2 separate regions of the Mus musculus genome follow, and region 2 is linked to region 1. A link is a loop called in an ENCODE intact Hi-C map of the cell type or tissue named here. Cell type or tissue: heart. All regions are shown on one strand. Each heading gives the region's core, and the rest is flanking DNA. Links, peaks and the distances in the headings are about the cores only. Region 1 has its middle 13 kb from the start of Gm42400. Region 2 holds the start of Gm44570 (a long non-coding RNA gene).

What was found. Hi-C counts contacts between places; a loop is a spot of excess contacts. Peaks named below come from ENCODE experiments on the same cell type or tissue, not always from the same donor. Only the 100,000 strongest peaks of a DNase experiment are listed, where the experiment ranks them.
Region 2: a loop joins it to region 1, with 2.7 times the contacts of the local background. A loop is called at or near these places in 6 of 42 quality-filtered maps.

Annotation. Positions count from the first base shown.
Region 1 is chr7:81,739,857-81,749,968 of GRCm38, forward strand. It overlaps the pseudogene Gm18806. Among named protein-coding and RNA genes, the nearest start is that of Gm42400, 13 kb to the left of the region's middle. In heart, for the core only: a CTCF peak has its summit at 4,481 (motif pointing left); no DNase peak of the experiment used is centred there.
Region 2 is chr7:81,605,811-81,615,922 of GRCm38, forward strand. Homer2 (homer scaffolding protein 2) reads right to left here. Exons shown (of 9, transcript NM_001164086.1): 6 at 8,533-8,689; 7 at 6,451-6,561; 8 at 5,496-5,576; 9 at 1-4,631. The coding sequence ends at 4,443. Gm44570 (a long non-coding RNA gene) reads left to right here and starts at 4,316. Exons shown (of 2, transcript XR_001778192.1): 1 at 4,316-4,743; 2 at 5,087-7,669. It overlaps Gm51279 (predicted gene, 51279), which reads right to left and starts at 7,558; the gene lies at 7,496-7,558. In heart, for the core only: a CTCF peak has its summit at 4,540 (motif pointing left); no DNase peak of the experiment used is centred there.

The DNA.
Region 1 (10,112 bases), core at 1,058-9,057:
GTGAAATCTGACCAGGGTTCTCATCCTGGCGGTGCTGATCCAGAAAGGTGACCTCGATATCTGCCACTAATATTCCCATCTGCATGCAAAGGATATAGGTTTTGTAGAGCTGGGTTAAGTGATCTTCCTTGGATGAATTATCCAAGATATCCATTCAATGGAGGAAACCTCATATACGAAATAAAGACAAGATGCTCCAACAATAAGATTCATTGTCTTCGGCCACTTACAGCATCTGAAAATTGGACTAGCCCAGGACCTGAGCTAGTCTGTTTTGCATCGAGTCAAGATAAGACTTTAAAAAAAAAAAAAAGATAAGGCTTAAAGTTCTAGTAATTGTGTTGTCTTTTGTTAATTTCCTATTGCTATGATAAAACACCACAACCAAATGTAGCTGGGGAGAAAAAATTTTTATCTTATAACTCTCAGGCGACACTCCATCACTGAAGAAGTCACAGTGGGTACTCAAGAAAACGACTTAACGGCAGTAATGAAGCAGAGACCATGAAGGAATGCTGCTTACTGCCTTGCTCTCCTCGGCTTGCTCAGCCTGCTTTCTTGTACAACTCAGGAAGGACCCTAGTGCACCATTCATTAATCTAGAAAATGCACAGGACAAACTTATGAAGGCATTTTCTTAATTAAAATTCCCAATTCTCAGATATGTCTAGCTTTGCATTGAGTTGACAAAATCCAATCCTGTTGGTGGGAAAGGAAAATGCTACGAGGGAAAACATTACACTAGTTCCTCAAAACATTAACCAGTAACATTTCTCTACATAGCAAAAGGCATTCAAAAGGTGCCTTTCTCTCACCAGGTGTCCTTGCAGGAGGAACAACCTCTTCAAATTCTGTGTGCTGTTCTCTGATACCATGCTGTGAGGCCCAGGGTGGCATGGAGGCCCGAGAACTTTCTTCTCTCTCTTTCCTGTTTTTGTTTGTTTGATTGGTTGGTTAGATTTGTTTAAACAGGGTTTCTCTATGTAGCCCTGGCTGTCCTGGAACTCCCTCTGTAGATCAGGCTGGCCTCGAACTCAGAGAATCACCTGCCTCTGCCTCCCAATAAAGGCTGGCAATAAAGGCACATGCTGCTACCACTCAGCTTCTTTCCTGTTTTTTAAAACATTCATTCATTCATTCATTCATTTATCTATAATAAATTTACCATTTGACCCAGAATTTCCAAGTTTAGGTATAAGCCCATAAACTTTAATAGTAAGGACTCAAATGGTTACCTGTGTCTACATAACCTGCAGAGACAGCCCAAGTTAAGTAAAACATAGAAACATAGCATAAGCCCACAATGAAATGTTATTTAACTTTTAAAAAGGAAAGGTGTGCTGATACATGCTACAGTGTGAATGATTCTTAAAGAAATCATGTTGACATGAACTAAGACAGTCACCAAAAGGAAACTAAAAAATGAGTCCACTTAATAGAGATGCCAAGGATGGTCAGATTCATAGGAAGAGAAAACAGAATTCTGGTTGTAAAAGGTTAGGGAAAAAGGGAGATGGGAAGTTAGTGTTCCACTGGCACAGAGTTTCAATTCAGGAAGAAAGTAAAAAAGTTCTGAAAATGATGGTTGTACAATGTGAAATGTTTAATGTCACTGAACTGCGTGTAAGAATAGCTAAGGAGTTCAATTTTATGTATTATATTGCAAAGATGAATTCCTGAAACTCTATGGTAGCCTGCCTAAGACCTGCGCAAGATCAGGCCAATCAACATGACCAAGCACGAAGTTCATGACCTCATCTCAACTGAGGAGCTGTGGACAGCTGATGCCTTCTAGAGGAGGGAGAGTCAATGTCCTTTAAGAGGATTATCCAGGGGGCTGGTGAGATGACTCAGCAGTTAAGAGCACTGACTGCTCTTCCGGAGGTCCTGAGATCAAATCCCAGCAACCACATGGTGGCTCACAACCATCCATAATGAGATCTGAAGACAGCTACAGTGTACTTACATATAATAAGTAAAATAAAATAAAATTAAGTTTAAAAAAGAGGATTATCCAATGTTTTTGTGGATTGGCCACACTCCAGTCAACAGCCCCACCCCAGGAGTGTATGGGTGGCACCAGTTAGAGCCCATGAACATAAAGTGGGGACTCCGCTGGCTGGTGGATCTGGGACACATGCAGGAGGGAGCTGAGGTAGGAATGATTACAATACATTGTATGAAAATTTCAAATTCATAAAAATACTAAAACAGAATAAAACAAAGAGAGGTCTTTTAAAGATAAACAGAATATCTCTTAACAACCAGAAATGACCTGGTGGATCATTTTCATAGGATTTTCTATTTTACAATTTTGCTTTTTAAAAAAACCTAAAAACAAAACATATGGTAATTTAAATTCCATTGGGCAAGGAAATGGCTGCTTGTTGGTGGCAGGAGGCAGGGTAATGTAAGGGAAATGTGACAAGCCATTCTGGAATTTTCTGTTTAGCATGCCTTGTAAGAGGAATGAAAATGAACCTGGTTCCTACCCCACACAAAAATGATGACAGTCCTGAAAATATGGAGACAAGAAAACGAGTGAGCCCTCACTGTGCGTGACAACGGCTGGTTAAAGTCAGACGGACTTGGCAGAGAGGTGGTGGGGTTTTGGTTTCCTCGTAGAGGCCCCACGAAGGGGTAGCTAGAGCTCCTAAATTGAAATTGTGTTTACAGGAAAATCAGAGCTTCAGTCAGATGAGCCGCACCTCAGGGTAAATGAAGCTGCCATTTTCCACGTGGACTTCAAAGAGAATCTATTTTCAAGTTAACTGGTAATTTTGTGCCACTTTGTTAACATCAACCTGCTTGGATAATTACATCTGACGATTAAAAAAACTCCTTACCAAGCACCATTTGCTTGGAATTTATTGATCCATTTAGTATATTAGAAAGTCCTTGCTATAAGAAGGTTTGCTTTCAGAGGCAGATTATGAATTCAAGCAATCTTCAAAACAATTTGTAGAAAGAATTTATAATTCTTTATACAAGTTACAATAAGGACATCTTTCAGAAAGCTGTGCTCAGAATGGGAGTCTATATTCCTGAAAAAGATGCAGTTCTTGAATTAGAGGAAAATGCTACAAAGAGCCTCAGTAGCTGTGAGTGTTGTGATGTCCAAAGTGGTGTACTTACAGGGCTGGGCGAGCCTGTAATGCGTCTGACAGCAGCGGGAGATGGAGAGCCACCGGTGCAGAACCCGAGCAAAACACAGTTAGTCTGCGCCTCAGTCTGATCATCAGAAAACAACTGGCATCGTAGAGATGCTAACCACAATTCCAATGTCCACAAAGCCAAAATTCATGCATTCCCCCAAACAAACATCACACTATTGAAAGAGTCATCGCTTAATTACCTGAGTTCCTGGAGCTCAGGAAAAATCCACTGAAGTGAGGCAGCGAATCTAGCAGTGAGATCCCAACGCCGCCGCTAATCCCCCTCCGAAAGAAACGAAAAGGCTGTGTGTCACCAAAGCCATGATCTGTAATAGTGCTTTAGATGAATTCAGAAATGCAAAAGTTGATTCATATACGGCTGAGATAGCCTAGGTTAATGAAAATAACTCTGAAAGAAAGCATCTAATGTCAGAGGAAGAATTTCTAAGTCTTTTAATGCAACAAACTCCTTGTTTGTCCTTGTCAAAGGACGTAGCTATAAACCAGAAGCTCTGAGACAGTCTCTACCCAGAAGCTGGCAGGATGCTGAACCTTTCTTTGATCTATGGTGATCATTTACCTGGGGTCTTGGTTTGTTAGTTGGCATGTGTGTTTCTGATTTGGGAAGGGTGGGGGAGCAACAGGGTCTTATGTAGCTCAGGCTGGCCTCAAATTCACTCGATGGCAAAGGATGACTGGAACTTCTGACCCTCTTGCCTCCACTCTCCAACTTTTGGGATTATAGGCATGTGCCATAATGTCTGGCTAAAACTATGTTTACCTTTCTTGTTTATGTGCCAGAAAATAACCAACCAGTTATAGGTGGTGTCTCATCCATTGATGCTATGGTACCGATCATAATCATGACATATGTTGCAACAAACACGGCTGATTAAACCTGATAGTGAACATGCTGACGCCACCTAGAGCTTACTGCTGTCTAAAAGTTACAGCAGCACTAAGTGACGAAATGTTGATAAAGACATACTTGTCTAGCCTGCAATATGAGTCAAAATGGTTTCTGGGGCTCTTAAACAGAATCTAAAAGCTTTAACCAGAAACATTTGGTAGCATACTCTGTCACAAATATGAGACTCTGCAAAAAATCTAGTGCTATTTTTTATAGTACACACGTCAGACATACAAACTTCAGGGTTTTTAAAGACAATAACAAAAGCCAGCCTTCTCTTTACAACTAGAAGCAATTTTATTTGGCCTGCGGGGTTTAAACTCAGTCCTCCAGTTGAGTGGAACAGCGATTGACTATTTCAATCACTAACACATATAACAATGTCAAGAGAATGTGTCAGGCGTGGGCTCCCTCTCCTGGTTTGGGCCTGGTTAGGCCAGTCATTGGTTGGCCACTCCCACAAGCTCTGAGTCACCAATGCCTTAGCACAACTTGCAGGCAAGACAGGTTTTGGGTTGAAGGTTTTGTATGGGTTGAAGTGGTATGTCCCAGTCCCACCACTGGAATCCTTGCCTGGTTACAGAAGATGACCGCTTCAGGCTCCATGTTCTCCATTACTGTAAGGCCTCACTAGGGTCACCCTCAGAGGTTCCAGGGAGTTTCCTCTGCACTAGGTTTCCACATGACCCTCTAAGTGCCTCCCCATTCCAGGCTTCTCTCCCAGCTCTCTCTCTCCATCCCTCCCTTCCCAATCGGGTATCTGCTGTTCCTCCCCCCCCCCCCCCCCGTGCCACTGGAAAAAGTCTATCTCTGTGTCGCGTGAGATGCATGTGTCCCCTTAGAGCCCTTCTTGTTACTTAGCCTCTGGATCTGTGGGCTGCAGCATGATTCTCCTTCACTTAGCAGCTAATATCCACTTATAAGTGAGCAGAGCCCGTGTTGGTCTTTCTGGGTCTGGGTAGTCTCCCTCAGGATGACTTTTTCTAGTTCCATCCATTTGCCCGAAAAGTTCACAACGTAAGTTTTCTAATAGCTAAATAGTACTCCACTGTGTAAATGCACCCCGTTTTCTTTATCCATTCTTCAGTTGAGGGACATGTGGGTTGCTTCCAGTTTCTGGCTATTATGAATAAGGCTGCTATGAACATAGTTGAACAAGTGTCCTTAGGGCATGGTATCCTTTGGGTATATGTCCAGGAGTGGTTGGTATAGCTGGGTCTTGGGGTGGATGGATTCCCAACTTTCTGAGAAACTGTTATATTGATTCCCATAATGGCTAATAAAGTTTGCACTCCCACCAGCAATGGAGGGGTGTTCCCCTTGCTCCACATCCTCACCAACATAACCTGTTAATTTGTATTATTGATCGTTGCTATTCTGTCAGGTATAAGATGGAATCGCAAATTTGAAAGCTTCTTGATCCAATAAAATTCATCATATAATATAAAAGGAATTTTTAGTCATTTAAGAAAAAAGTTATATTGCCGACATTTTCTAGTACTTGTGGATTTTTTGTCTTCTCAACATATATGTTTCATAAATCTCAATATTGGTACTTTGGAGTGAATGTATGAGTTCATTCACTTATAGTAGTAGCATAATATAGATAATGACACTGTATAAATTTCTTTTATAAATTAGGATTTCCTATATGCTACTATACTAGCTGGGTTTTGTCAACTCCCATACAGATTTAGACACATCTGGGAAGAGGGAAGCATAATTGAGAAAATGCTTCCATTTTCTTGACTAATGACTGATGTTGAAGGGCCCTACCTACTATGGGTGGTGCCATTCCTAGGCAGATAGGACTAATGGTATAAGAAAGCAAGCTGAGAGCAAGCCATGACGAGGCACTTCTCATGGCCTTAGCTTCAGTTCCTGCCTCCAGCTTCCAGCCCAGACTTCCCTGGATGACGGATTATAACTGTAAACTGAAAGAAACCCTTTCCTCACCAAGTTGCTTTGGTCATGGTGTTTATCATAGCAACAGAAACCCAAACTAAGACAGATATCATAATTATTCTAGTTTTTATAAGTTTCAAATTATTTATTATTTTAGAAAACTAAATAGAAAAGCTAACTGGTTAGATCCAGTTATATAAATTTGAGGCATATATTCTGAGATATGCCTTTATTGTATATGTTTCTAGGGTGAAACTGATATTTAAAAATATTTAAAATATTAAAAATATTTAAGACTGTTGATTTATATTATTATATTAAAAATAACCAGGACTGGAATTAGATTGTTCCTAATGGAAATGTTATGTAGAAAGAAAAACTACAAAAATATTCTAGACTTTCTGAATATCTCCTATCTTTGGCTTAAGAACACTTCTGAGGTAGATAAAATATAATTGAAAGCATCTTGGAATGTCTATCAGCTTTAAAGCTTTGGTTTTAGCTGTAAGACTTTGTTATAACAATATATACACTGCATGGATATTTGGAATGTCTTCTTCATAGTCCTTAGGTATCTGAATACTTCCTGAGGATGTCTTCTGGTAAGTTTGGCAACTTGACGTTTGTTACCAGGCTAACACTATGACATCACACGCACCTCCTTTGCTCTTCAAAGATAGCTAAGCTGCAAACAATGTAAGAAGGAAATACAAGTAGAACTAAATGCCCACTCCCGCCTTGCCTTGCAGAGATTATCCTGGGTTCCCATGTCTCCCAGGTTTCCTTTATTTTTAAGCTTCATTAATGTTACTAAAAATAGCAAGAAACCATGTAATAACAATGTGAAGATACATCCATGTTCCTGAATTTTTATTCCTGCAAAAGAAAAAAAACTAGAAAAATCGAGTATCTGCTGCTTATCAAGTGTAAATAAGACCAATCTTACAATAAAAATTAGGCAAATCATTATAGCAGGTTAAAAACGGTTTTGTTTTCAGAGAGGGTCTTGTTCTGCAGCCAAGGCTGGCCTCTAACTCACTTTATTGCCAAGCTGTTCTAGAACTTATGGCAATCCCCTGCCTCAGCCACCACCCCTAACACTGTACTGAGATTACAAGTAGAATGGTAGACTGTCTTAACTACATTTTTCCTGACATGGCAGCTAATCATATTCTCATTCTCTCTAGGAAATATTCTTTTTTTCATTAATTAATTAATTTACTTTGCATCCTGATCATGACTTCTTCTCTTCCTCTCCTCCCACTCCCTCCATCTCCCCTCCCCTCCCCCCATCATGGGAAGGACATAGAGCCTGTACACATATACGACAGATGTACAGCTAGGTCTTCATGTGGAGCTCCTAAGAACTGGAGCAGGGGCTGTCTCTGACTCTGTTACCTGCCATTGGATCCCTTTTCCCTAACTGGGCTGCCTTATCTAGCCTCAATTGGAAGTATTCTTATTACTGCTCTTTAAAAAATGACAGCATTGAGTTGACATTGTCTCTCCTGACACCAAAGGAAAACTAGTTGTAGTGTAATTTCCATTACTTCATTTTTTTCCAATTAATACTCACCAACAGACATAACTAACTAAAGTTTTACTTCAAGTATTTAATGATAGGGCTAGAGAGATAACTTCTGCTCTTGAAGAAGACTTAAGCTTGGCTCTCAGTACTCTTGTCAGATGGCTCCCCACCACCTTCAGCCCCAGCTGCAAGGGAAGCCAGCAAACTCTTCTGGCCTCCATGGATATCCATGTGCATGGGTACATACACTCAGATACATATAAATAAAAATAAAAGTATTTAATGCCATTAACTAAGACATTTGTCTTGTGTTAAATATGTTTGATTATGAAAAGTATTATTGTAAATTATTAAAAGATTATCAATTGTTGAGGCTGGTGAGATGGCTCAACAGTTAAGAGCACTGATTGTTCTTCTGGAGGTCATGAGTTCAAATCCCAGCAACCACAGGGTGGCTCACAACCATCTGTAATGAGAAACAAAAAAAAAAAGAACCTATGAGCCAGAGCGAGTGGGCTGAAGCAAGGGGGCAGAGCAAGGGAGAGTGAGAGGGGGAAGGGGGAAAAAAGACTGTCAGTTGTTTAAATATTGTTTTTAGATATTGTTTTTCACTTGCCATATCTTTTATTCCAAATACACTGACAAATTGGATATATTGTTTCTTAACCTACTTGTCTTAGTTACTTTATTATTGCTCTGACAAAACACCATGACCAAGGCAACTTACAAAAGTGTTTAATTGGGCTCATGGTACCAGAGGGTCAGAGTCCATGGTGGTGGGGCAAAGGTATGAAGGCATGAACAGCTGAGAGCTCATGTCTTGAACTGTAAACAGCAGGCAGAGAGGGCACGCTGGGAATGATATGGGATTGTGAAAGTTCAAAGCCTATCCTCAGCGACACACTTCCTGCAAGAAGGCCACACCTCCGAATCCTTCCCAAATAGTCCACCAATGAGGGACCAAGTATTTTAACATGAGCCTATATAGGCATTCTCATTCAAACCACTGCACTAAATTTTGATGAAATTTTAATAACCATCAAATCAATACTCCCAAAGCTAATGAAAACTATTTTCTGCTGGATAGTTTTAATTAATTTTCCCTAGAGTAGTAATTAAAGCTGATATAACAGACACATAAATTATTGACGTGAGGGTGGAGGAGTAGGATTGCTATGTCTGCACAGCTACAATTTAAAACAGTCTTCCAATTCCCCACTTCACTTATTTTATGTGTAGAGACATGCATTGGTGACAAGAGGTGTATAAATAATAATTTGGGATACTTACCTTTTAGAAAGGAGCATAAATATTCATACAGCAATGAATTTCCTAGTTTGAGGGCTGTTCAGTCGCCTGACTTCTAGATTAATCTGTATCATCAAAGTAAATTAAAGAAGGCTGCACGCTACATGCTTTCTGAAGTGTTTCTGTGTCAAATGGTTGATATTAAAATTTCATGATGTCGTGCAAGGTACACCCTCAAGACATGCCTAAGGAATGAAGAACGTTGGTCCTATTCCACAGATACTGGCTCTGTCATGTTCATTGCTGCTCTATTCATAATAGATAAGAAATGGAAACAGCCTATGTGTCCTTCAACTGATGAATGGATAATGAAAATGTGGCACATATAAAATCATGAAATCCTCATGTAGATAGATGGAACTAGGAAAGATCATATCGAGTGAGGTGACCCAGACCCAGGAAGACAAGTATCTCATGTTCTCTCTCATCTGAGATTCCTAGCTCCAAATCTTCAGGTGTGAGTACATAATCTTGAGTAATAGCAGAAACCAGGAAAGTGAAAAGAGGCCATTGTAGGGGTGGATAGAACAACAGAGAAGGTAATAGCAGGGGGCAAGTGCTCTGTAGTGAGGAATGGGGAAATGGAGGTGGGTACTTACAGAGAGGAGAGGGAAGTATTGAAGGAAGGATAGAATAACAATAAGGATGTCCGAAAAATTCATAAGGAATTACACTGTTATGTATCTACCTAAAAACCTATATTATATGTGAATCTGTGTATACATATATAGTTCAATGAAAAACTTCCATCTGGAATGACAATGTTCCCCACAAGACCCATAGACAATCAAACAAAAATCCCAATACCAAGCATGAAAATCTGTCTTTTGGATTGATGGTCAAGTGTTTTCAAAGCCACTCTCAAGACATTCTAAGGTGCTGCTGCTGCTGCCCTTCATTCCCTCCAACCCCAGAGATGGAAGAGTCCCTACTGCTGATAACACCATGCACTCTGGACACAGGACGCAGAGGACCTGAACTGGATCTGAACTGAAAACCTCCTCTCTGAGAACTAGCTTTCATGTCAACAGAAGGCACCATGCAAGCTTCCAAAGGAAAGAAGCAAACACTAGTTCTCCTTGTTATGATGCCTATGAACTGTTGTGGGAACTATTAAAAAAAGAACCCGCCAACTCTCAGCGCTCCTGCTTCTCTCAACCAGCCAACCCTCCAACCCTGCTTGGCCACATTCCCGCTCTAATACCAGCCCTGGTGGGCCACAACCCGATGTCCCAGCAGGGTTCTGCCAGCTCTGTCCCACATTCCAATAACCAAATAGATCTGTCATCCTTGAGGTTTGATATCA
Region 2 (10,112 bases), core at 622-8,621, 130 kb before region 1:
CAAACCCAAAGCCCCACAAAGTCCTGTAAGCAGATTCCAGAACATTCACTATCACCACCAGAAATATTCAATGACTCCTGGTTATGAAGTTATAATTGAATTCCTCCTAATTGTTTCTCTGGTTTTTCCTGATGCTTCCTCCCCTCCAGTGCCCATGCACATGTGCACACACACACACACACACACACACACACACACACGAACATTTCATACAGCTCAAAATTCCTACCAAAGTCACCTTCTTGCCAGGCTTGTTTTTAAAGAGGGATTTATATTCTTTAGAAAGTTGTAAGAAAAAGACATGTAAATAGCTCACACTTCTATGTAGGGACCCACCTCCATGCCGTCACACCCACTGTCCCCAGAATACAGTCTGTTTCTTTGAGGGAAGCCATGTATTCAGAAGTCACGGTCTATTTAGGTCATGGCTATCATTCAAGATATGTATGGACATTGAATTGAAAGCTTCTGCCTTATGTTGCAAGTGCTTCAAAATCCAGTGATGTTCCCAAGAATTGAGTGAGTGTAACTTCTAGTGACCCACTTCAGTTACCAGTAAAGAGCAGTGGCTGGTGCTCCCTGAAGGGCAGCATCGCTTGAGCTCCTCCCAGACCGCCCAGTTTCCAAGCACGCACCTGGCTGCACGTGAGGTCTAAGTTGGGTCTCATTCACAGTCGCCACTGGTGTCTGCAGGGGTCTTGGCTATAGAAAGAGCCCCTGTCAAACGGGCTTGCTTGTGATGCTTTTGGGCTGCATGTGAGCTCTCTCACACTCATATCAAATGCAGTACCTGCACCTGCCATCATGCTGCTTAAGGCTATGTCTGTGGAGCAAGCAGGCTGGAGAGCAGCTAGTTCCCTCTGTGGACAGCCAGGCATGCATGCAAACTGCTCTAGGCACTGGATGAGTCTGCACCTCCCCAACTGTGGCTCGTCTGTTCTGTTCCTGTTTATGTCTCTGCCATCAAAGGCCTCCTCCCCTCTTTAAAAACGTGAGTGGACCTTCATTAAAGTCATCAGCAAAGAATTCAAAGCCAGACAGTGTTCCACCAAACTGGCCTCACCAAGCACAGAGATCATTGAAGAGATCCCTACAGAGCAGAATCATTCAAAGGAAACAGACTTTACTGTGTATGGTGGACAGTTCTGCCGTGTCCCTGTCGGCTATTCCTTGCTGTGGACACACACTCCAATTAATATAGTTGCAACATGCTTTTAGTAGGGCAGAGGAGTATTTATTTCTTCTTGGCACCTAAGGGACACCAAAGGGAGAGTGACAATATGGCTCATAGGAGAGCAGCGGATCAAGGTCCAGGAGACCCAAGAGCCCACGCTGCTGGCCACAGCTGGGTTACTCTGGGCTACTCTGCCTCCACTTCCTGTTGATAATCTCTGCCAAGTTCTCTCACCCAATTAAGGTCTAAAGTGACAGCTCTTGGGGAGAAGCAATGGAAGGAGATGATCAGAGGTCAAGCACGGGCTGTTTCTTCTCTCCCAATCCTTCCTTCCAGCGGTCTCTCATTCCTAGGCACCACCCTACCCCAGCTCATGTCAGAAATGCATGCGGATCACGGCTAAAGGGCTCTGAGGTTTTCTTGGCCTCTTTTAGGTTCCATGTGGATGGCTGCAGAATGCAAGCTAAGCAAGGTGCAGACTGCTAGTCTCAGAGATGCCAAGGCCAGAGCTCATCTGACTCCAGGCTCTGCAGGCAGCACTCTGTGGCCGTAATTGCTGGGGGAAAACAGCTCACACCATCTGTATGGGATTTGAGGCCACGACAACAGTCCTAAGACTGGGCTGGACATCAGAAAAAATGGAGGTATGTCCCACTAGTGTGAGTGGATACGGAACAATTTTAGTGGGTCGTTTGCGCCGTACAGAGTCTGCCTTTTACAGTGCCAGAGGCTACAGACAGGGCTAGCCTACTGTTGACCTTCCAGGCCATTCCTGGGCCATGACTGTTCTTAAAAAGAAAGAAAATGAAGAATCATGATGTCTTTAGAGGAAGCAGATGAAAGGGAGGTTCCGTGCTTGCTTGGGGCTTTAGCTGTGGAGCCTAAATCACTCTTCAGGGGCGTCCTAGTGTCTTAGGATCATGGGTTGTGACAGTTTGGGGGCTGCTTGAATCCAAGAGTACAAAAACTATTTCCCCCACCTACTGGCTATTAGAAACTTGCTAACCCCCCCACGCCCCCAGTGCTAACAACAGGGGTCATGGGTCTCAACCTTACAGCCAGCCCACTGGGCTCATAACTTCTAGAACTTTCTACACTTCCAGTTCAGTAGCCTTAGCAAGTGTCCTCATATGGTCATGTCACCAGATCATACTCCAGCCAGCCGAGAGCGCTCCTTCTACCTGATAATGGAAGCTCATCTGAAGCCTGAGCTGACAGCCCCAGTGTCCACTGCTCTTGGGAGCCATGTGTCCAGGCTGTTGGTAGGCAAAGGGGCTGGGGTGGCCTAAGAAGAATTCCCCTTAGCCCATGCTGGGCCATAGCTAACCCAGTCTATGTTCTCTTGGTGCACCAGTAGCAGCTGCTACTGACTTGAGAACTATTGGGAGCTGTGGGGAACGGCAGCACCCTGGCTGAATTACATCAGAGGTGACCACTCTGTTGTATAAAGCATCCCAAATTGATGGGGTCACCCCCTAACAGAACTCAGCCTTCCACATCACCAGCCTTCCTTCCTTTTTTTTTGTCCCGATCGAATTCCTTGCTCAGAGTGACTCATCAGCCACTGCAAGGAAAGATGAGGACTTGGAAGTCGCCACAGGGCCTGGGTCTTAAACGTGCCGACCCTAGCCCTGTCCTCAGGCTGTTTTCTCATTCAAGAGGAAGAATTTCTGATCCCATGTGGATACATCTAGAGGGTTCTCAGATGGGTAGGGAACCAACGTTTCCCTTGCTCAAGGCATTCTGAAGTGTTGGGGGTCAGGGTTAACAAACCTTGCCTCCTGTGTGCAAACTCTCCTAAAGAGGAATGCCTGTGGACCTGAAAGTCCAATGGTTCCTTTAAGAAGTTCTCTGTGAGCAGAGAGCTTTTTGGCTGCAGGCCCTTCCTTAGCAGGAACTGGGAAAGGGAAGGCAGACCTGGGAGGAGCATCTCTGTCTCTAAGGCTAAGCTGCCACCTGAGGGGCTCTCATCCTCATGGCGTGAAGGATGGCTTTGTATTGTTCAAACCTATTACAGGAAGCCCAGCCTGTCTTCTAAGCCCAGGCTAGCTCCTATACAATGCTCTCCTGGTATCCAGAAAGTCTCCAACTCCAGGCCCTCTGCCTGGAAGAGAAGGAAGGTCCCACAGGCAATGTCCTCCAGGATCGTGGCTGGGGTCCCTGCAGGAGGGCCTCAGAGTAGTCTATGATGATTACATTGCCACAGTCTGTGCCTCAGAGCCAAGTCTAGGTTTGAGAACAGCAAACTGCATTCATTTCTGAGAATTATTTCAGCACAACAAAGATGATGTGTTATTCAACAAGGGTCTGAACTCTGCTGTGTGGTTTGATTAAAACACTAAGTTCTGCTTATATGTTTAATTGAACGAATGTTTATTAAGCACCTATTAAGTGCCCAGACTCCGCTAGACACCCTCCCTGCATTCTGTTCCCACAGCTTAAGCATCTGCTCTGAAATCAGAAACAAAAACAAACAAAACAAAAAACAAACAAACAAACAAGAACATTGCTGCAATCACAATAAATCAGGGGAGGATGGGTCTTAGCAGGAACTAGTCATTCCCTGTCAGTACGCACACCCCAAAACTTCTGGTTTATCTTCCCTCTAGAGAGGTCTCCACTAAATGTTTCCTTTCAAGTAGGTATGTCTGACCTACAGCCCAAAGGTCACAGGCAGCCAAGGGTAACCGTGAATGTGCTCCAACCCAAAATAGTGTATTTACTTAAAACTTTTTTTTTTTTTTTACAATTATTTCTTTTTGAGTAAGTCAGTTGTGCAGTTTTTGAGTGTGAACTTTGTGGTTGACAATGTCATGTCACATCTGCTAAAGCAACAAAATGCATACTGGGAAAAGATGCTCCCTCCACATGCCCGTGGTCTAGAACCTGCTGGAGAGTCACATACACTGAATGCCACGCAGCAGAAGGCACCCGAGGGCCTGCTGTAAAGGATAATGGTACTTGGATTAGAAAATACTCCCCCATCCCCGGTTCATAGGGTTACAACAGCCCTTAAGGGAAGATCTAAACATCCCTGCCCTGACTGCGTAAACGGCTAAGGTAGACCAAGTTCTGGATTCCTGAGTCAGAAGCTTCCAGCTGTCCATGACCTCACAAAGCCAGAGAAGCGAGAGATTTCCTATTCTGGAGGAGTGAGCGGACGGCACAATTGGTCTGGAGACAGACAGATCGCACCTGCATTTACAGAAGCAAATGGAGAATGTCCTACGTCTACCACACCTCTCACACACACTTGCTCCGCCCCGCCCTAGTTATCTGTGCCTAACTTGGAGAGTCCTCTACGGAAGTCATGGAGGTCGTCGATCTTTCCATCCAGCACCTCAAGGAAGCTCTTCAGCTCCCCCTTCAGGTGGCGCTGTCGGTATTTACTCTCCTCGATGTCTGTCTTTAGAGACCGCACTTTGTCTTCCAAGTTTTGATTGTCTCTTTCGGCCGCCTGATGAGACAAAAGGGAGAAGGATCTAGAAGGCAGTGACGGATGGAACCATCATGAAAACGGCTGAACCCTGACAAACGCTCACCACTCAAGTCAGAAAGGGGGCCACCTGGTACTTTCCCTAGAGAAGGATTAGAAGGTCTGAGCACCCCAGAAATGCAGAATGCAGAGTCCTGCACAAGGGGGCTTCACAGAAGTTCCAAAAGAGAACCAGAAATCGGAGGCCCCGTCCTTTCGTTTATATCCTACCAAAGCCAGGACAGACAGACAGTGAGCATGGCTTGCTTTCCTAACTTCTAGATGACCTCTTGTCCTTTGTGAGAGAGGACTCTTAATGCCATGAAAAAGCTTTATTCTGTGGTGCTAGAACTAGGACTTTCTTGAACATAGGCCCAGAAACTGGTTATCAATGCAGTCCCGGGGTTGTGAAATTCAGTAAAGTGTCCCTTGTGTAGGTCAAGAGGACTGGAGTGAGGAATCCATTGGAGGAGGAGAAGAAAACCCCTCGCTTTATAGATGGTAACGAGGAAGGCCGATCTACAGTCAGCACTCTAGCAAGAGCTGGAAGAGGCCAAGGTGGGCTTATACCTGACCCTGTCTGGACACCAGGGCGACTCCGTGCCCCTCCTCACTGGCTGTGGTTCTGCAGGGGTTTCCTGTGAGTAAGAAACTATCACCCACACTCTGGCTGTGCACAGAACCTTTGTGTAAGTTGGTGAGGCAGCACCCCCCTTCACCCCCCGGTGCTCTGCCATTACTAGCAGTTCATAAGCAGAAACCCACCCTTGACCATGTGTGAACACGAGAGGGAATGGAGGAGTTCGGGCCAGGCCTCAGGACCTCAGGACCACTGCACACCCTTACCTCTAACTTCTCAGAGACATATTCACACTCGGACATGAGCTGAGGTATGATTTCACTCTGTTTTCGGAGATCTTTCAACTCCTAAGACACACAGAGAGAGCGGGGAGAGGGATGGGGGGAGAGAGAGAGAGAGAGAGAGATTTTAAAGCATACTCTTGAAAATTGCCGACTTGTGTATGCACTAGTGGGTGCTGCTCTGGGAACCTGTCTTGCTCACTTGAATAACAATGGAGGGATGCTATTCTGACACACCGTATGACTCTACGGGTGAATGCAATATATGATACGTCACCACATGAAATTTGTACGCACTGTAAAATGGCCCATAGTTTTACAATTGCTGCTTTGTCATGGTAAAAACTGAGGCCTGGGGAGGTTTTGTTGACTTGCCCATGTCTCAGTGCTGTGCGCTTCACTTCCTGTCTCCCAGAATATAAATGACTGAGAACAGAAAGTCTAGTTGCATGAGCCTGACAGCAGAACTCATCTTCTGCAGGCCGGTCATCTGTGAGACCGGCTGGGGCTTTTGGGAAATCTTTTCTTTTCTTTTTCCCAGATAGCACCTCCTGTATCCCAGGCTGGCCTTAATGAAGATGGCCTTTGATCTCCTGATCCTCCTGCTTCTACGAGCTCTGAGATTATAGGTATGGGCCACCATGGTGATTCACACTGTCCCAGGGATCAAACCCTGGGGCTTTATGAATACTAGGCAAGCACTCTACCTACTGAGCTCCATCACCACCCTGGGTTCACTCTCGATGCTGTAAAAAGAAGGCTGCAAGCAGCCTGTGGGGCTCTGGGAAAGCTGAACTGTGGTGCAAGCCCTGATTCTCCATTCTGAAGTCCAGGCAGTTGCCAGAGTCCTAGGTCGCCTGTCCTGCTTTGAGCAGAGATCACAGAGGTCGCCATGCTAGGCCAGGGACACCCGGGGCCCTGCTCAGACCTCATTACTCACCATCTCCTTGTCTCGGACCTCTGACTCCAGCTCCTCGATCCTCCTCTTCAGCTGTGTGTTCTTCTCCTTCTCCCTGTTTATCTCGCTGCACTGTTCTTCCAGCTCCTCGATCTTTAAGAATGGGACAGTTAGGCCACAGTGCTACTTTAGCCATTGAGCTCCAGCTTGCCATGATGACATTTATAATTTCTTTTCAAGTAAGCCATAACATTCAGCACTCTATAGACATCATGCAGTTCCTGTTTGCCCCTGCCTGCCCGAGATTCGAGAGTCCTTACTTAATCCCAAGAGGGCCGGTAAGTCATGAAGCCCAGCCTACCCAGCCTATGTGCCGGGCTTCCGAATCTCTCTTAGGACCACATGCAAGTAGATTCGGGTTTGCTTTAAGGGTCATCACAGGTCAGATGTCCCCTGAATTGATCTGTTCTTCCCAAGAATGGCTTCTATATCATTTTAGACATGTCCTGAATTACTTGGTTTCATCTCAAGGGTTTAAGAGAGCCAACTAGGGAATTTAGCAGCCTCACTGTACAGGAACTACCAAAGAGAAACCAAAAATATCTCAGTCACTGAAGAGCAACTGATCCCCACATGGAAGGGTCCTGGCTGGGGAGCAGTGTGAGTGGAGTGATGGGCAAACTCCAGGACTGCATCTTTTCCTGGGTCTGAGCCCGCAGAAAGGATGACCAAGCAGAGTAATAGAACAGAGCCTTTGTATCCTGACATCATCATCAACTGCTTACTTGGAAACCAAAATGTGTGTGCAGAGTGGAGGGCGGGAGTGGAGCCAATATCCCATCCAAAAGCAGACACTCCGCACTGCCACACTCAGACGATGCCAGTCTTTGACATGAGGCCTTTCTCTGTAGCTGCACCAACCCCAGGACCTAAACCATCTGTCCCAGCTGACACCGAGTCCAGCTTCTACCTCCAGCCTGGGAATCAAGTTCCTGAAGAGCTCCTCTGAGGGAGGCCCACGCCCTCCTGAGGAGCCCGCTCTGGGCAATGCTAGCCCACACCTCAGCATTGCCTTTGGCTAACACACTCAGACCAGAGGGAGAGATTCCATCCTTTGCTGGAAAAGGAGAAGCAATCGATCCCTCCGGCAGGCAGGATCAGCCAGAGCTCAGACAAGAACATGCAGAGTCAGCAGCTGACCTGATGCCCTGGCTGTCAGCACACTCATCATAGGGATGGAAAATAAAAATGACAAGAGGCAGCTCTGTGGGCAGTCAGTGCCGGAGGAAGGTGGTGACGTGGGGCCACACCACAGTGGCTCTGCCTGGGCCAGTCAGGGCAAGGGATATACGTGGGTCAAGAAACATGTCCCCCGAAATCCTGCACTTATGGAGCATTCTCTGAAGCCCTGTGTGCTCACACTCAGGGGTTAATGGGCTCATGCATCATGGTCTAAACAGAAACCTGAGGACGTCTCCACGGGCACCCTTGAGCATCTCATAGTACCATCTCGATGCTTTGCAGAACAACAGATGAGAGAGACGTTAGAGCTGGCTACAGGGAAAATCTGAATAAAACCTAAACCCTCAGTCATCAGAGCAGGACAACGGAGAGTGTCACACAATGGAGAGTGTTACTCAGCAGCTGGCACCCACCTTTCTCCCCTCCAAACATATTACTCCTTTGCCTTCCAAATTTACATTTTTAGAAATAATGATTGGATGGGAGCAGGGTCTCTGTGGAAACATACTCAGAGTTTCCTGGACCAATTTCTCATTTGTCCTCAGGTTCCCTTCCTTATCCTGGAGAGCCCAAGCCACAGAGATGCCGTGGGAAGCCCACCTTCAGCAGGAGGCCAGCCTAGCGGGGGGATGGGGGGGACCCTTGATAGGATTTCTGGCTCACTTATCTTTTCCTTAGCAACAGGAAATAAAAGTCAATAATTTCCATGATTGAAGTCCTACCAAGAAAGGCAGGATGATGGGGCATTGAAGGGGGAGATAAAAATGTCTCTCTCCTGCCTGTGGGGTGAAGGCAGAGAGGGGACAAGAGCTTCCGGCGGCCCATCTCCTCTGCCTGCTCCAGTCGGCCAGGCCCTCTGTCCCGCTGGCTGCCGAGGCCCACCTTGCTGCGGAGCCTGTCATTCTCGTCCCTGCAGATGGAGAACTGCCGCTTCCACTGCTCCACGCTGGCCGCCGACTCCTGCAGTGCCGTGGTCAGCCGGGCGTTGCTCTCCCGCAGGGTCTGCAGCTCCATCTCCCACTTCTTCACATTGGCAGCACTGGAGGGGTGACGGGCAATGACAGAGATTAGGAGTGGTGTCCATCACACCTTGGCACTTCCATCTGATGAGGCTTGGGAAGCTGGCCATCCCCTTGGCCCACCAGAGGGAAGTTCAAACTCTCCTCTACCAGTCAGCTCTCTCATGTTGGGTGTTCGCACAGACTGCCAGGAGGGACCGGGGTCTCTCCAGTGTGAACATGTCACTTTGCCCACTCCTTTTATTTAAAAGTTGCCTTAGAAGAGGAACTGGGAAGAGTTGTTCTTAAGAGCTCACACTGTATCCTGTCTCAACTTTGACCTCAGTGCTCAGTGAAGAAGGCCTTTCAAAGAAAAGCAACCAGGCTTCCCTTGGTTGTCATTCATTCCCCTTACACACACACACACACACACACACACACACACACACACACACACACACACACACACACTTTCATTCCCTTATTTTAACCGGATAGTCACAGCACTGAATGTGACCTAAGCCGACGGATCAGAGCTGGACAGGACAAACCCCTGGGAAGTTCTACTGACAGGCAATGCGACAGCTCAGTCTGTAAGGGGCACGAGGACCTGAGTTGGACTTAGAGCACTGATGTAAAACTCCAGGGGCAGCCGTGCATGCCTGTGATTCCTGCTGGGAGGCAGAAGCGGGAGGAGCTCTTGGCTTTGATGGCTGGCCAGGGTAGATGAGGGGTGAGCTCAAGGTCAAGTGAGAGACCATGTCTCAAAACAAAAACCAAACCAAAGCATAACAAACGAAACAAAGCAGAGCCAGGCACCGTGGTGCACACCTTTAATCCTAGCACTGGAGAGGCAGAGGCGGGCGGATCTCTGTGAGTGACAGTCGAGGTTCCTGGGAGACCCTGTCTCAAACAAAACAACATAAAACAACAAAAAGGAGGTGAAAGAGGGGTCACTGGATAAGAATGGTTGTTGTCAAAGTGAGGGGTCAGAGTTCAAGTCCACAGCGCCCATGTAAAAGCTGGGCAGGGCCACACGTGCCTGAACCTTGGCTCTGAGCGGTGGAGGCAGACAGACTACAGAAACTGGATGCAGAGTCAGACCAGACAAATGGCGAGCTTCAGATTCAGCAAGAAGCTGTGGCTCTCTACGTACATGTAAGGTGCACGCACCCACATGCACGCGCATACACCACACACACAGAAACACACAGGAAGTCAGCTCTGTCTCTGCCTCTCCATGGGGGGGGGGCGTGTACTGATTTTTTTTTTTTTAAAGATTTATTTATTATTATCTGTAAGTACACTGTAGCTGTCTTCAGACACCCAGAAGAGGGCATCAGATCTCGTTATGGATGGTTGTGAGCCACCATGTGGTTGCTGGGATTTGAACTCAGGACCTTCGGAAGAGCAGTCAGTGCTCTTAACTGCTGAGCCATCTCTCCAGCCCGGGAGATGATTCTT